3 separate regions of the Homo sapiens genome follow, and regions 1 and 3 are each linked to region 2. Evidence: read pairs that join two places in POLR2A ChIA-PET (ENCODE). Cell type or tissue: Caco-2. All regions are shown on one strand.

Evidence for each region. Peaks named below come from ENCODE experiments on the same cell type or tissue, not always from the same donor. Only the 100,000 strongest peaks of a DNase experiment are listed, where the experiment ranks them.
Region 1: POLR2A ChIA-PET joins it to region 2 with 5 read pairs; 3 of 35 experiments call an interaction of 5 or more read pairs at or near these places.
Region 3: POLR2A ChIA-PET joins it to region 2 with 7 read pairs; 3 of 35 experiments call an interaction of 5 or more read pairs at or near these places.

The regions. Positions count from the first base shown.
Region 1 is chr22:31,743,486-31,745,985 of GRCh38, forward strand. All of the region lies in intron 1 of PRR14L (proline rich 14 like), which reads right to left. Among named protein-coding and RNA genes, the nearest start is that of PRR14L, 5.4 kb to the right of the region's middle. In Caco-2, no CTCF peak of the experiment used is centred here; no DNase peak of the experiment used is centred here.
Region 2 is chr22:31,585,182-31,587,681 of GRCh38, forward strand. The region is part of intron 14 of SFI1 (SFI1 centrin binding protein); the gene reads left to right. Among named protein-coding and RNA genes, the nearest start is that of MIR7109, 35 kb to the right of the region's middle. In Caco-2, no CTCF peak of the experiment used is centred here; DNase peaks (open chromatin) are centred at 1,341 and 1,629.
Region 3 is chr22:31,649,367-31,651,866 of GRCh38, forward strand. It overlaps PISD (phosphatidylserine decarboxylase), which reads right to left. Exons shown (of 8, transcript NM_001326411.2): 2 at 1,333-1,412. Among named protein-coding and RNA genes, the nearest start is that of PISD, 12 kb to the right of the region's middle. In Caco-2, no CTCF peak of the experiment used is centred here; a DNase peak (open chromatin) is centred at 1,124.

The sequences.
Region 1 (2,500 bases), 160 kb after region 2:
CTTAAAAAAATGATTTCTTTTAAAAAAGAACCTGGCCGGGAGCGGTGGCTCAAGCCTGTAATCTCAGCACTTTGGGAGGCCAAGGTGGGTGGATCACTTGAGGTCAGGAGTTCCAGACCAGAATGGCCAACATGGTGAAACCCTGTCTCTACTAAAAATCCAAAAAATTAGCTGGGCATGTTGGCGAACGCCTGTAATCCCAGCTACTTGGGAGGCTGAGGCAGGAGAATCGCTTGAACCTGGAAGGCGGAGGCTGCAGTGACCTGAGATGGGGCCACTGCACTCCAGACTGGGTGACACAGTGAGACCCTGCCTCGAAAAAAAAAAAAAAGAACCTGACCTTGACCCCAACCTTTCTTTCAATTCCTAACCTACATTTCACTTGCAAGAATGGCACCCCCAAAACTTACCAAGTTTAAAACAGAATTCATTCAATCTATTGAATAACTGAGTCTTTGAGTCTTTCTACACGCAAACAGCTTTGAGAAACAGGTATAAATAAGACGCCCTCAGCAAACTTACATGCTCATTCATTAAAAAAAAAAAAAAAAAGACAGGGTCTTGCTGTGTCGCCCAGGCTGGAGTGTGGTGGTGCGATCATAGCTCACTATAACCTTGAACTCCTTCTGCCTCAGCATGCCTGGTTAATTTTTTTTTTTTTTTTGGGATGGAGTTTCGCTCTTGTTGCCCAGGCTGGAGTGCAACAGTGCGATCTTAGCTCACCACAATCTCCACCTCCCAGGTTCAAGAGATTCTCCCGCCCCAGCCTCCTGAGTAGCTGGGATTACAGGCATTTGCCACCACACCCAGCTAATTTTGTATTTTTTAATAGAGATGGGGTTTCTCTATGTTGGTCAGGCTGATCTCAAACTCCCAACCTCAGGTGATCAGTCCGCCTTGGTCTCCCAAAGTGCTGGGATTACAGGCGTGAGCCACTATGCCCGGCCTACTTTTTTATTTTTGTAGATAATTTTGTATGTCTTGTTATGTTGCCCAGGCTGGTCTCAAACTCCTGGGTTCAAGCAATCCTCCCACCTCAGCCTCCCAAAAGTGCTGGAATTACAAGCGTGAGCCACTGTGACTAGCCACATGCTGATTCTTAATCCTGTTGCTTCTCAGAAAAGGCACCATCAATATTCTAGAGCTTAGATTTGAATCCCCAGCCATAACCATATCTGACTTCCCCTCACCATTCAATCAGCACTTGCAGCCTGTGGACTCAACTCCCTGCAGTGTTTCTAGTAAATCATATTCATTTCCATCCCCACAGTTCTAGCTCAACATTTGTTCCAAATGTTGCTCCACATACGGTCATACACAAATACAGGTTTACTAAACAGATCTTTATCATAAACAGTGAATACTGATAATCACATAAAATGGTTCACCTCTTGATACTCTTGTTTGGACCAAATTCTAAGAATTTCAACCTGTAAAACAACTAGGCACATTGGCTAGAGAACCAAAACAGACACCCCCTCCTTTTTCTCCTGGACTAATTCTGGGTCCTCAAATTTCTGAACAGAATTGCAGATACGTTACCAAGAACAGCTGGAACCCTAAGAGGTGAGGTGATATTAAATGCAAGCCTAGAGTGGCAGGTTAAACATGGCCGGGTGCTTTGGCTCACGCCTGTAATCCCAGCACTTTGGGAGGACAAGGCAGGCGGATCACGAGGTCAGGAGATCGAGACCATCCTGGCTAACACAGTGAAACCCTGTCTCTACTAAAAATACAAAAAATTAGCCGGGTGTGGTGAGGGGCGCCTGTAGTCCCAGCTACTCGGGAGGCTGAGGCAGGAGAATGGCATGAACCTGGGAGGCAGAGTTTGCAGTGAGCGGAGATTGTGCCACTGCACTCCAGCCTGGGCGACAGAGCGAGACTCCGTCTCAAAAAATAAAAAATAAAAAATAAAAATAAACTTATTTTCAGCTCAGTAGCTCACACCATCTATCAAAATATTGGTAATGCCACAAGACTGCAGTGACAGAACCCGATTTTGAGAAGACATTCAAGTTCTTTAAATTCCTGAATGCAATGGAGCAATCTAAAAGGATGATGTAGAAATACATCTCTACAGCCGGGCGTGGTGGCTCATGCCTGTAATACCAGCACTTTGGGAGGCTGAGGCGGGTAGATCACTTGAGGTCAGGAGTTCAAGACCAGCCTGGCCAACATGGTGAAACCCTATCTCTACTAAAAAATGCAAAAATTAGCTGGGCGTGGTGGCAGGAGCCTGTAATCTCAGCTACTTGGGAGGCTAAGGCACGAGAATCGCTTGAACCTGGGAGGCAGAGGTTGCAGCGAGCAGAGATCGCGCCATTGCACTTCAGCCTGGGTGAGAGGGAGACTCAGTTTAAAAAAAAAAAAAAAAAAATATATATATATATATAAGCCAAGTATCACAGTGTTACCTTGGACAATAGGATCACCAATGACTTATCTGTATGTTGAACTTTTTTTTTTGGAGATAGGGTCTCTGTGGCCCAGGCTGGAATGC
Region 2 (2,500 bases):
ACCCATTTGCTTTGGAAAGATTCTTGGAAAAGACCTATGCCAAGAAGTCTTATCGTTCTGCTTTGGAAGAGAGGGTGTTGAAAAAGCTCAAAGTCATTTCTTCCAGTTCCCACCTCTAATATCAGAAAGTCTGCATAACTCCCATTTCTTATCTGCTATGAAAATACAAGTTCTCTCTGAAAGTACTGAGCTCTTATCAGCCATTCACATCTTTACTCAAATTCATTTAGTCTCTGAGTTAGCCAGCCCTTCACCCAGTGGGACCTGCAAGAGGTACAGGGAGAGGTGCAGAGCATAAGTGCTGCATCCCAGTGCTAAACAGTGTGAGACACATGTCTCCCGGGGGTGGAGGATGTGAGGTCAGGACCACAAATAAGTAAAGGCAGATTGAGAAAGATAGATTCAATTCCATTTAAGAAATACTTATTGAGCAACTGCTGTTCTTCAGACACTGCACTAAGCACTGAGGATACAACTGTGATATAAAGTCAATAAAATTCCTGCTCTCCCAGGGCTCATACTTTAGCACCAGGGTGACAAATGAGTGTGACCTTACAAGCCCGTTCTACCAATTGGGAGTACCTGTCTGGAATGTTGAAGTGAGAAGGATTTCAAGGCCATATTTACACTCAGTGGGAAAGGGTTCAGTTGATGGCATCTGCCATTGTGAGAAGTGCCCCCTTTTTGGTCATCTCTGGCAGTGAAACAGAGGAAGACACAAACCAAACTCCTCCCAGTTATTTTCGTGCTGCCCACCCTACCCGTACCTCCATCTTCTGTTGGAGTCTAACAGGTGAATCTTTAGATTCACCTGTTAGCTAGTTCCCTATAGTTTGGGGATAGAATCCAAATTTTTAGCAAGGCCTACAAACTCCTTCGGGAGCTGGTCCCTGTCTGTTTCTCTCCCCTTTCCTGTTACCACTCTGTTCCTTCACAACTGCACTCTGACCAGTTAAGCTGCCAGTGGTTCCCTAAAGGTCCTCTGTGCCCTCCTGCTTCTCTTTGTACCTCCAGTTCTCTATTTCACACTCCCTTCCAGCTCAGATGTCACCTCCTCCCCCAGGCCAGTCCACCTCCACCCCTACCCCAGAGGCATAGCTTTATCAGAACATTCATCTTATAGTTGTTCACTGGCTTCTCTTTCCCCACAGGCTGTGAAGTCCTTTAGAGTACAGCCTGTCCCTTTTGCCTCCTTAGCCCACAGTGCTTGGCATGGGATATGTGCTAATATTTGGATGAATTAATGCACAGACCAACAAATGAACTGCTGTTGATTTCTTCAGAGTTTTTTTCCAAGGATGATCTAAGTCGATAGAGCTTGGATGCTACAGGGCATGGCCTCTTTTTGCGTCACTCTTGCCTCCTACACTTAAGAAATGCTAGAGTCACTGCATTCTTTGACATGCCTTTGGATTATGTTACTGGCTTTGAAAAGACATTGCCACTTGTTATCTTAAGTTCATGTAATACAAGTTCACCAGAATGCAGGAAAGCCTTTCAGAAAAAGACTATGAGTGTCAGAGTTGAAAGGTTGTATTTATTCAAGGTGGAGAGCAGAGGGTCTCTTTTATTTCCTTCCTGGAAAACGAGCACTCCCCTTGACACAGGGGCCCAACACTGGCGGACAGTCCAGGGTCAGCGTTTTCATCTCTCACACTGATCTAGCACGGCCTGCTTTCAAAGGTATAGCGGGTCTGAAAAATGGGAAGAGCACTGCTTAGTCATTCCTAAACCTTTAGCTAACAATCTGAATATCACCTCTTGGTATAGGTATCCCAGGAGCACATCAGATCTTTCTATTCTTAGACAAGATAAAAATATTATTTTTTGTGGGTTTCTTCCTTTTTAAAAAGTAACATACAGTCAGCCCTCTGTATCTGTGGGTTCCACATCCATAGATTCAACCAACCATGGATAAAAAATATTCAGAGGAAAAAAAGAGTAGTTGTGTCTGTACTGAACATATTCAGACCTTTTTTTCTTGTCATTAGCCCCTAAACAATATATAAACAATATAGCATAACAACTATGTACATAGCATTGACATTGTATTGGGTATTATGAGTAATCTAGAGATGCATACAGGAGGACTGTGTAGGTTATATGCAGATGCCAATTTATTTGTTTTGTTTTGTTTTTGAGACAGGTTTCACTTTGTCACCCAGGCTGGAGTACAGTGGCATGATCTTGGCTCACTGCAGCCTCACTCTCCCCAGGCTCAAGCGATTCTCCTGCCTCAGCCTCCCAAGTAGCTGGGACTACAGGTGCAAGCCACCACGCCCAGCTAATGTTTGTGTTTTGTTTTTTTTTTTGTAGAGGTGGGGTGCCACCATGTTACCCAGGCTGGTCTCAAACTCCCAAGCTCTGCCTGCCTCAGCATCCCAAAGTGCTGGGATTACAGGCATGAGCCACTGCACCCGGCCTGCTATACCATTTTATATAAGATACTTGAGTATCCATGGATTTTGGTATCTGAGAGGGGCCCTGGAACCAGTCCCCC
Region 3 (2,500 bases), 64 kb after region 2:
TCTAACCCTGAGTACCTTAGAAGGTGCCCTTAGTTGGCTGGAGAGAGGGTCTTTACAGAGATTATCAAGTTAAAATGAGGTTGCAGGCTGGGCATGGTGGCTCAGGCCTGTAATCCCAGGACTTTGGGAGGCCGAGGCAGGCGGATCACGAGGTCAGGAGATCGGGACCATCCTGGCTAACACGGTGAAACCCCGTCTCTACTAAAAATACAAAAAATTAGCCAGGCATGGTGGTGGGTGCCTGTAGCCCCAGCTACTCGGGAGGCTGAGGCAGGAGAATGACATGAACCCAGGATGCGGAGCTTGCAGTGAGCCGAGATCCCACCACTGCACTCAGCCTGGGCGACAGAGCGAGACTCCATCTCAAAAAAATAAATAAGTAAATAAATAAATAAAATAAAATGAGGTTGCCAAGGTGTGTCCAAATCCAATATGATGGGTGTCCTTATAAAAAGGGAAAATCTAGAAACAGACATGCACACATGGAGAATACCAGGTGAAGCTGAAGGCAGAGATTGGAGTGATGCTTCTATATGTAAGGAATGCCAGAGATTGCCAGCAAAACATTGGAAGCTAGGCAAGAGGCATGGAACAGATTCTCCCTCACAGCCCTCCAAAGGAAGCAACCCTGACACCTTGATCTCAGACATTTAGCCCTAGAATCATGAGGCAAATGTCTGCTGTTCAAGCAACCCAGTTTGTGTTGCTTTGTTACAGCAGCCCTAGCAAACTAATACAACATTATTAGTAATCAGGGAAATGCAAATCAAAACCACAATGAGACCCCTTCACACCCATCGGAATGGCTATAATCAAAAAGACATAATGAGGCCGGGCACGGTGGCTCAGGCCTGTAATGCCAACACTTTGGGAGGCCAAGGTCGGCAGATCACTTGAGGCCAGGAGTTTGAGACCAGCCTGGGCATCATAGCAAAACTTCATCTCTACTAAAAATACACAAATTAGCCAGTATGCACACAGTCTTTGAAATATTAAAAAAACAACAAAAATTAACAATAAAAATTAGCCAGGCGTGGTGGTGCACATCTGTGTCCCAGCTACTTGGAGAATGAGAATTGCTTAAACCCAGGAGGTGGAGGTTTAGTAAGCCGAGATTGCATCATTGCATTCCAGCCTGGGCGACAGAGCAAGACTGTCTCAAAAAAAAAAAAAAAGAAAAAGAAAACCTAACGCTTCAGTGATAACTGCATGCCAGGTACTTTCCACATACTAACTCATTTAACTCTAACAACAACCCTATGTTTATCCCAATTTACAGATGACCAAACTGAGGCAGAGAGAGGGTCACCACCATCTCTAATTGCTCCTTACCTGTGCGAAAGGCTCTAAAAGGCAGCTTCCGTAAGGGCTGTAGGGATTGGCTCAGGGCAGTGATCTCACAGGGATGGAGGCTATAACCAAGCAAAAATGAACCATTAAATATTATTCTTAAAATTAAAATTACTGGATTAATCGGCAAAATTTAAACACTCAATAACAATATTGTAGCAATGTAAATGTCTTGGTTTTGACAACTGTACTGTAGATAAGAAAATGTCCTTGTAGGGGAAGGACTGAAATATTTATTTATTTATTAATTCATTCATTCATTCTTGAGACAGAGACTTGCTCTGTCACCCAGGCTAGAGTGCAGTGCCGCAATCTTGGCTCACTCCAACCTCTGCCTCCCGGGCTCAAGTGATTCTTCTGCCTCAGCCTCCCTAGTAGCTGGGATTACAGGCACCCGCCACCACACCTGGCTAACTTTAGTATTTTTAGTAGAGATGAGTTTTCACCATGTTGGCCAGGCTGGTCTCAAACTCCTGATCTCATGTGATCCACCAGCCTCAGCCTCCCAAAGTGCTGGGATTACAGGCATGAGCCACCAGGCCCAGCCTAGAAAAGGGCTTAAAAGCAAAAGGTCATCAAGTTGGCAAATTGCTCTCAAGTGTCTCAGGAAAAGAATGTATATGTATACACACACATATACATATAAACAGAGATGGAAGATGATAAAGCAAATAGGGCTGACATTTGAGGAATCTAGGTAAAAGGTATTTGGGAATTCTATGTACTATTTCTATAACTTTCTGTAAGCCTGAAACTATTTCCCAATAAAAAGGCTTTTTGGGTTTTTTTTGGGAGGCCGAGGCGGGCAGATCACCTGAGGTTGGGAGTTCGAGACCAGCCTGACCAACATGGAGAAACCCCATCTCTACTAAAAATACAAAATTAGCTGGGTGTGGTGGCACATGCCTGTAATCCCAGCTACTTGGGAGGCTGAGGCAGGAGAATCACTTGAACCCGGGAGGCAGAGGTTGAGATGAGCTGAGATCGTGACATTGCACTCCACCCTGGGCAACAAGAGCAAAACTCCGTCTCAAAAAAAAAGGAAAATACTATTCTGGTTCAGTTACTTTCTCTTCTTTGTTTCATCTTTGCCTGAAGAAATAAGACATATTCCCAGTGGCAATAAATGACTATGCCAGCAAGCAAAGCA